Regions from separate parts of the Homo sapiens genome. Here all the other regions are linked to region 1. The links are chromatin contacts, found by Hi-C or POLR2A ChIA-PET in ENCODE. All regions are on one chromosome and are shown on one strand. Each heading gives the region's core, a stretch centred on a gene start or an enhancer-like site at or near the end of the contact. The rest is flanking DNA. Distances are from core to core; before and after follow the strand shown.

What was found. A loop is a pair of places that touch in the nucleus more often than their neighbours do. ChIA-PET counts read pairs that join two places held with the same protein, here RNA polymerase II (POLR2A). Pooled maps may share reads with other maps.
Region 2: a loop to region 1 is called in a map of K562, with 4 times the contacts of the local background. The contact joins the enhancer-like site here to the promoter of GLUL in region 1. A Hi-C loop is called at or near these places in 20 of 168 maps with a recorded cell type or tissue (B cell, GM12878, HAP-1 and 14 more), 5 of 37 single-sample maps with no recorded cell type and 16 of 50 pooled maps. POLR2A ChIA-PET finds 5 or more read pairs at or near these places in 8 of 52 experiments (AG04450, GM12878, H1 and 4 more).
Region 3: a map with no recorded cell type shows a loop between it and region 1 (5-fold over the local background). The contact joins the enhancer-like site here to the promoter of GLUL in region 1. A Hi-C loop is called at or near these places in 1 of 168 maps with a recorded cell type or tissue (naive thymus-derived CD4-positive, alpha-beta T cell), 19 of 37 single-sample maps with no recorded cell type and 11 of 50 pooled maps. POLR2A ChIA-PET finds 5 or more read pairs at or near these places in 7 of 52 experiments (BJ, GM10248, H1 and 4 more).

Annotation. Positions count from the first base shown.
Region 1 is chr1:182,390,540-182,393,255 of GRCh38, forward strand. It overlaps GLUL (glutamate-ammonia ligase), which reads right to left and starts at 1,251. Exons shown (of 7, transcript NM_001033044.4): 1 at 1,140-1,251. RefSeq lists a silencer at 987-1,666.
Region 2 is chr1:182,336,987-182,339,702 of GRCh38, forward strand. No RefSeq gene overlaps it. Among named protein-coding and RNA genes, the nearest start is that of LINC01344, 24 kb to the left of the region's middle. RefSeq lists an enhancer at 324-959 and cis regulatory regions at 966-1,513, 2,045-2,337. Within about 2 kb of position 1,350, at least 6 of the 41 ENCODE cell types and tissues checked have a DNase peak (open chromatin) inside an H3K27ac peak, as active enhancers do; they include gastrocnemius medialis, where a contact is called at or near this core.
Region 3 is chr1:182,425,162-182,427,877 of GRCh38, forward strand. No RefSeq gene overlaps it. Among named protein-coding and RNA genes, the nearest start is that of LINC00272, 19 kb to the left of the region's middle. Within about 2 kb of position 1,375, at least 2 of the 41 ENCODE cell types and tissues checked have a DNase peak (open chromatin) inside an H3K27ac peak, as active enhancers do.

The DNA of each region.
Region 1 (2,716 bases), core at 1-2,500:
TAACCCTTCTCTTTTTGGAGTGGCGTTCGCGCCTCTCCTCTTTCTCAGACTCTAGCTGGTCCAAGCACCGGAGCTTTCTGGGAGAGGGCGATGGAGAAGGGGACAGACAGCGGCCGGCCCGGGGGGTGTCCGAACAGGCAGGTTGGTGGGTTAAGGTCTTAATCTTGACTCGAGATCTCTCCCCGGAGTTCACAGAGTAGGCGACGAAGCCGAAGCAGCTGGAGCGCGACCCGGAGGAGTCTGACTTCTCGTTGTCTTCATAATTTTCATTCGTTGCTTTCTTCGTGGACTTGCGGCTGGGGGAGGATCCCCGCTTCCCGCCCCCGAGGGAGTTATAATTATCCACTTTGAGAGCAGCCCCTTCCCACTGAAATGTCCCTAAAGTGGGCGCCCTGCCCCTCGGGCCCCCGTCCGAATCTCAGGGCCTCACGGAGGTGGCCATACCCTGCCGCCGAGGGGTTGGGGGGTCCGGGGGAGGGTGGGGGCGCAGGCCGTAGGGACTGCGCGCTGCTGCTGCCTCCGCCCGGACCGGCTTCTCCACTGACTGCGCCGAGGCCCGGGCTCTCCATTGTTCGGTCACATTGGAAGGCCCCCGGGACCCCGAGGCGGGAGCCGGCCGCCCAAACAACGCTCACCGTTACACGCCGCAATCGAGGCGTCTCAACCATCGCCAGAACCAGGACGATTGCTCCGAAGGCCCCACCACGAGGAAGGCAGCCAGGCGCCCGCGCCAACCAAGCGCCTTGTTTGCGCTCCACAGGGGACCGCACCGCCACTCCATCCACAGCGCAAACAAACCACTGCGAGCCCCAGGGCGCAGGCCGGCCCAACGGCCTCCAGGGGCGGCGCTTCGGCCGCAAGTAGTGAAAAGAAGATCAAAACAACTCACCCCGCCCTTCCCAGAGCCTGGCCAAGGGCGCGCCCCACCAGCGCCAGCCCCGACGGGTCCAAGCCACCAGCGGCGGAAGCACGCGGGAGGAGCACTCATGCCGGATCTCAGGCATGGGCCGGAGAGGCCGCAGCGTAGGGCTGGGACTGGAGGGGCAGGCAGCCGAAAAAAGAGGCTGGGCGGCGCGCCTCGCGGGGTAGCAGGGGCGGCGCGCCTCGCTTGCGTGACACCGGGCCGTCCGGGGGCTTACCTGGTCGCCGAGCAGGCGGGCGGGTAAAGCTAGGCCGCGAGAGCGAGGTTAGGAGAGGAGAGGAGGCCGCAGTACTGCTCACACGCTCCGCTCTTCTCCCACTCTCGACTCTGCAGAGCCGCCAGCAGCCCCGCACCCTTTATCCGCGGCCCGGGGCCGCCCCCGGTGCCCTGATTGGCTCCCAGCGGCCAGGAGCCCGGGCCGATCAGCTGATGCGGTCCCGGGCCCCGCGGCCATTGGGCGAGGAGCCCGGCGGGCGCCGCTGGGGTGGGGGCAAGCGAACTGGGAAAGAAAGAAAGAAAGAGAAAGGGGCGTGGGGGAGGGGCAGGGCGGCGTGGGGGAAGGGAGCGGAGCCGGGAGGGCTGAGGGCAGAGGGGCGAGTTGCCGCCAGGCCGGGAAGCCTCGGCTCGCCGCCCACCCGCCAGCTCGCCAGGTGCCGCCCCACGGCCCCCAACCCGGGGTCCCGAGGCTCCCAGCAAAGCCCGCCCTGGACCTCTGCCCTGCCGCCTTCACGGGGAATAGTTTTACGAGGAGAGCTCCCTGGGGAAATGCGGAACCAGGGAAACCGAATTTAGCCTTTTGTTGCGAGGGAGCCTCCGAGCCCCGCTTCCTGCGGGCAGGGGTTAGCTTGAGAGGGAGCGCGGGGCGCGGGACCCGAGGGAACTTTGGGCGGGCCTGGGCTAGGGCGGGTGCCGCGCGGGCCTGGGGACAGGCCGGGGTTCCCAAGGCCTGGAAGAGCCGCCCGCTCCGGCTCTCTTGGGTCTGGGGAAATAAACAGAACTCTGCCATTTCACATTTGAAATCAACGTGCTGTTTCTCTAATTTTACAGAGAGGATTCTGGAGGGCGGTAGAAACTAAGTCTGGAGACCTGTCTCATACTGCTGGCCAGACCCTAGGCAGGTCTTTCAGGGCCCAAGTTTCCTCATCTGCAAAATAAAGTGGTCATCGAAAATGACCTGTGGAGCCGCCCACTAGATTTGAAATTCTGTGTGCAAACTGCCCCCGGAGCAGCTGAAAGGAAATCGAGGTGTTCACTTGCCCCCTTTGAAGTCCAGGGATTGTCAAGAAATTCCTTTAACGAATTCTCCCTGATTTTGCTTTATCAAGTGCGGCTTCTTGTTAATCTGGAAAATGGGAATACATACCTCTCCTCTCAGCTTGCCGTGATGGTTGGGAAAATGTGTATGTGAACACAATATTGAAATGTACCTAGAGACACAACATAGGTAGGTAGGTAGGTAGGTAGGTAGATACTGCTATCCGTACTATTACTCGATCATTCTATTTTTAGTGCCTGAAATCTACCTGATGGTGTCCAGATTTTATTGCTTCTTTCAGTTTAAAGAGCAAGAATTTATGCTTCCAGTGCCTTTGGAAGAGGAAGGGAAGAAGTTTGTTCTGGTTATGTTTTGTACCGCAAATGTGGAAAAGAAATGTTGCCTGCAACCACACACACATAACTTGGCTTCTTTGGTCAACATCCCTTTCCTTTAAGAGTGTATAACACTGTAGTGCTTTTACATGACAGATGCAGCATTCATCTCAAACAGGGTTTTTTGGGATGTTTCAGACTGGT
Region 2 (2,716 bases), core at 100-2,599, 53 kb before region 1:
TCAAGACAAACAAGGTCCTTAACCAAAGGAACTAAACAATAAACAATAAACAAACACCGAAATGAGATTGTTAAAGTTAGGGTGGTAGGCAAAATGAATGAGGGAGGACAATTTAAATAGAGAAGTCCATGAGAGCTTCTCAGAGGAGGTGACATCTGAGCTGAGACCTGAAGAAGCAGAACGAGCCATCCTTTTAAGGAGCGGGAGAAAAGGCATTCAGATGGGAAGAACAGCAGTGTCAAAGCCCCTGAGATGAGAAAGGGTCGAAGGTATTGGAGGATGAGAGACAGGCCAGAGAGTAGGAATAAATTAGTCTGGAAGATGCAGATTCCCACACACCCCATCCAATGAGCTATTTATTCAGCAGGTTCAAGAATCTGCATTTTCACAAGCTCTTAAGAAATTCTGATGCCCACTGAAATTTGAAAGCCACTGTCCTGGCCGGGCACAGTGGCTCACGCCTGTAATCCCAGCACTTTGGGAGGCCAAGGGGGGCAGATGGTCTGAGGTCAGAAATTTGAGACCAGCCTGGCCAACATGGTGAAACCCCGTCTTTACAGAAATACGAAAATTAGCTGGGCGTGGTGGCAGATGTCTGTAATCCCAGCTACTCAGGAGGCTGAGACACGAGAATTGTTTGAGCCCAGGAGGCAGAGGTTGCAGTGAGCCGAGATAGCTCCACTGCACTCCAGCCTGGGCGATAGAGCGAAACTCAGTCTCAAAAAAAAAAAAAAAGAAAGAAAAGAAAAGAAAAGAAAGAAAACCACTGTCCCCCTAAAGTCACACAGCTATAGCATGTCAGAGCCGAAGGGGCAGCACAACTAAGACATGTAAAACTGCAGATCAGGCTTCATGCTTAGCAAGTGGAAACCTGATATTATGGACTCTGTCCAGTGCCCTTGTCACTAAGAAAATGTGCCCAGAGATCAGCACTGGGCCCAACCTTGCGGGATTTCCTCAGTTGGTCAGTCAGTGAAGTTTGCTACTGGGCTTCCCTGAGGGAGATTCACTGTGTGTCCACACCCCACACGCCTGCAGACATTTGTCCAGAGAGAGAACATGCGTGCTAAACATTGTGATCCCTAGATGACCCCTCTGGCTCCCCAAAGAGATCTAGCTGGAGAGCAAAACAGCAAGCAAAGTGGACCATAGCCAACGTGGACCTAAATTTGAACAAGCTGGGGGAGTAGCCTCGGCCTGGACTGTGACATGGGGAGGAGGGTATCACTTCCTGAGTTCCTGCTCAGAGCAGGGGAGGATCCCTATCTCTTGGCAGATGCTCCATAAACGGCAGTTGAATGTTGAAAGAAGGATTAACAAAGGACTGAAGCAGTTGGGTATGCGGGACTGTGAGAGGTAAAGGGTTTCTCTGTGTAGATTAGATCGTCAGGTCCTCAAAGAGAACAGAACACTTAGTCCACCCACCTTTCCACCACACGTGCCCAGCAAGAGCCTTAGCATTAGCCTCTTGTGTGATTTCATGGTCCCTAACACTGTTTTCCAGGTGCTAGGCAGCTGTGCCAATTCTAGGGTGTAATCAAAGAATGAGACAAAGCTGCAGAGAATGAAGGCACTTTTACTTAGATTAAGTTTGCTAACTGTGTTGCACTGTATAATTTTTCAAGCATTTTTGCTTCTATTAGCTCATAATTCTGCCTGGAAAGCTCTTCCCTGTTTGATGGGCTGGTGCTTTCTCAGCTTACAGAAGGAAGCTTTTATTATTATTATTATTTTTATTTTTTGAGATGGAGTCTCACTCTGTTGCCCAGGCTGGAGTGCAGTGATACAATCTCGGCTCACTGCCTCCCAGGTTCAAGTGATTATCCTGCCTCAACCTCCCAAGTAGCTGGGCTTACAGATGCCCACCACCACGCCAGACTAATTTTTGTATTTTTAGTAGAGACAGGATTTCACCAAGTTGGCCAGGCTGATGACGAACTCCTGACCTCAGGTGATCCGCCCGCCTCGGCATCCCAAAGTGCTGGGATTACAGGCATGAGCCACTGGGCCTAGCCTAAGGAGTCTTAAATAATTATCACTTCCTCCAAGTTAATCTGTTTCATCATTCTGCTTATCTCCCTCAGAGCACGCATCATAGTTGGTGGCTATCTTATTTAACCGTTTCCTCGTTGACTATCTCCCCACTGTGGAATGGGGAGGCTCCGTAAGGGCAGGGATTACTGCCATCTTGTTCAGCACCATACCCCACCACTAGGAAGAGCTGGTTCCATTAATGAATGGAACGAGTAACAATTCAAAAGCAGGTGATAGTCAGTCGAGTCCCCGAGGCACAGAGAGAAAGAGTGAGCTGCCTAACAATTCAAAAGCAGATGATAGTCAGTCGAGTCCCTGAGGCACAGAGAGAAAGAGTGAGCTGCCTAACCCCTAATGCCAGGTTAGTGGCAGAACCTGTGCTAGAATTTGGGGCCTTCTGGCCCCTAGTACCATAGTCAGGAGGATGCTGCCCCTGTCCTGGAAGGGAGAGGAGAGACAATCGCATACCTACAGGGGAGGGAAATGAGAGACAGCAAGACACCAAAATCAGCCTGTCTGTCCTCTCTATAGACAGTATCCCCAACCCATGGGTTTCCTACTGTGTGATGAGAACCTCAAGCCAAGGAGACAGAATTTGTATTACCATTGAGTTAAAACCTTTGAGCACATCCTCTTACACCAGTACCACTCACTGCCTGAGCCTTGCCAGAACCCAGAGGTG
Region 3 (2,716 bases), core at 125-2,624, 35 kb after region 1:
AGTCATCATACCTCATTTTCTGGTATAATAAAGTAAATCAACAAAAACACAACTTTAAATCAACAAGATATTTCAAAAATAAATAAATATTGAGCAGAAATGGCTATTATGCCATCAAAGTATAAGTGGCACAGTATATTATATATGAAATTTTTTTTGAGACAGGGTCTTGTGCTATCAGCCAGGCTAGAGTGCAGTGGAACAATCACAGCTCACTGCAGCTGTGACTTCCCAGACTCAAGTGATGCTCCCACCTAAGTTGGTGGGACTACAGGCATGCACCACCACACCCAGCTAATTTTTTATTTTTTGTAGAGATGGGGTCTTGTCATGTTGCCCAGGCTAGTCTTGAACTCCTGGGCTGAAGCCATCCTCCTATCTTGGCTTCCCAAAGTGCTGGGAGTAAAGGTGTGAGCAATCACACCTGGCCTATGTATGATACTTTTTAAAAATTATTATTTTTTTCCTTTTTGAGACAGAGTCTCCCTCAGTCACCTAGGCTGGAGTGCAGTGCCACTATCTTGCCTCACTGCAACTTCCGCCTCCCAGGTTCAAGCGATTCTCCTGCCTCAGCCTCCCGCGTAGCTGGGGTTACAGGTGCCTGCCACCACGCCTGGCTAATTTTTGTATTTTTAGTAGAGATAGGTTTTTACCATGTTGGCCAGGCTGGTCTTGAACTCCTGACCTCAGGTGATCCGCCTGCCTTGACCACCCCAAAGTGCTGGGATTACAGGCATGAGCTACTGTGCCTGGCTAAAAAATTAATTTAGAAAAACTGGAAAACTGAAAAAGAAAAAGAAAGAAGGGATGAAAGTTCTTGTCCTGGGTCTACCAAAAGGGTGGCAAATAAGCCTTTGTGTTCCTGAAGTCTGGATCCTTCTAGTCACCCAGGAGAGAAGACAGTTTTTTTGTTTTGCTTTGTTTTTTGTTTTTTCCCTAAAATGCAAGCCCCTTCTGGTGGTACAGTACTCAAACTATTGAAGAAGGGTCAGGATGGACCTTTTGGGTTTTAGGAGATTAAAAAGCAAGCAACAGTCCACCCTGCAAGAAATCCCAGAGACTGGGAAGGGCACAAGACTGTGGGTTTGGCTGGCAGTAGATGCAATCACTCATTCTGAGCAAGACCTCAGAGGAAACAGCAAGAGCTGATGGGATCCAGTGGGTCAGAAGGCTCTGAGGCCCATGAAAGGAGCACTGGTGTTGGAGGTGGCTCAGGGTGAATGTGGTCGCTCAGAGAGCTGTCCTCCTAAAAAAGCCCCTGCTGGCTTGAGCAGGAACCAAGCTGTGGCAGCCCCTTTATTTCAGTGGGCTACAGCACTAGGGAGCTATGAAGTCAGTTCCCCATGGTAGATGAGGGTGAGAGGTGGAGGGTAAGAAGGGTGGGGACTTGTTACCATAGCAACGTCAAGAACACTATTCATGCCTCTCCCTTTTCTGAGAATGGTTGGCTATTCAACAGATTTTGAGACTGTATTAGCCGTGGGATTCTTAGAGAAAAGGGGAAATCGAGGTGGATGATGAAGGGTCCATTTCCTGACAGTCTTGGGGGCTAAAGCCAGTTTTTTCACTTCAGAAATGAGTGACATGGCCAGACACCATGGCTCACGCCTGTAATCTCAGCACTTTGGGTGGCTGAGCTTGGCCAACATGGTGAAACCCCATCTCCACCAAAAATACAAAAAATTAGCCAGGCATGGTGGCACACACCTGTAATCCCAGTTACTCAGGAGGCTGAGGCATGAGAATCACTTGAACTCGAGAGGCAGAGGTTACAGTGAGCCAAGATTGTGCCACTGCATTCCAGCCTTGGTGACAGAGTGAGACTCCACCTCAAAAAAAAAAAAAGTGAGTAACATTACTTCCGCTCAGAGAGTGTGAAAATGTTTATGTATAATTTTTACATCTGCATAGGCAGAAAATCAGGAAAAATAACTATGTACTCTCTTGCCTGATGTTCTCATAGCCAAGCTGTTGATTCTTATGACCATTCAAATGATGAGAGTTATTTTGATGCACCTGAGTCAACTTTCAGAATGACCCCAATAACTGCAAATTGTTGCTCTGGGTAATATGAAAGTTCTCACTTCTCTTGATGGGAAACTCAAGCAAGTTTCCTCTCGCAGTGGCATATTCAGGGCCCAGGCCTGATTTTCAATGTGGTGTGGCACAAGGCTGTTCTGGAACATCTTGGGCTGGGTAACTATTAATACTTGGCTAAAGCACCACAGTACCAAATCTTGTTGATGCAGGGGGACTGGTAAGACCACCTAGGAGGGACTTCATGTTCTCAGAGGCCTTAAAGTAGCAGACCCTCATCTGTTTCCCTCACCTGAGAAACTGGGCTGTCTTTTATGGGTGTGAGTCCATGGTGGAAATAATGCTAATGAGAGTGGGCAGGTACTCTTACTTATAATCTGAAAAGGGTTTAGCAGGCTAAACCTTACACTGAAAAGGGTTTAATGGGTGATTTGTCGTGCTCTAACCTTGACTTAAGTAGTTTGGATTTTCTGTACTTGGCTCTCTTATGTCTCTCCTTCCAAGGACAGGAGAAATGGAAATCCTTTTCAGGTGGCCCAGGACTCCATTCCAGTCCAGCAATGTTCTCTGATTTTTCCTGAGTATTAAAGGTTCCTGATGAGAATGGAGAGGAGGAGAGAGAGTCACACTAAGGACCCTCCTGTGGGAGGAACCTTAGCCTCCAGGAGCAGCTCTTTCC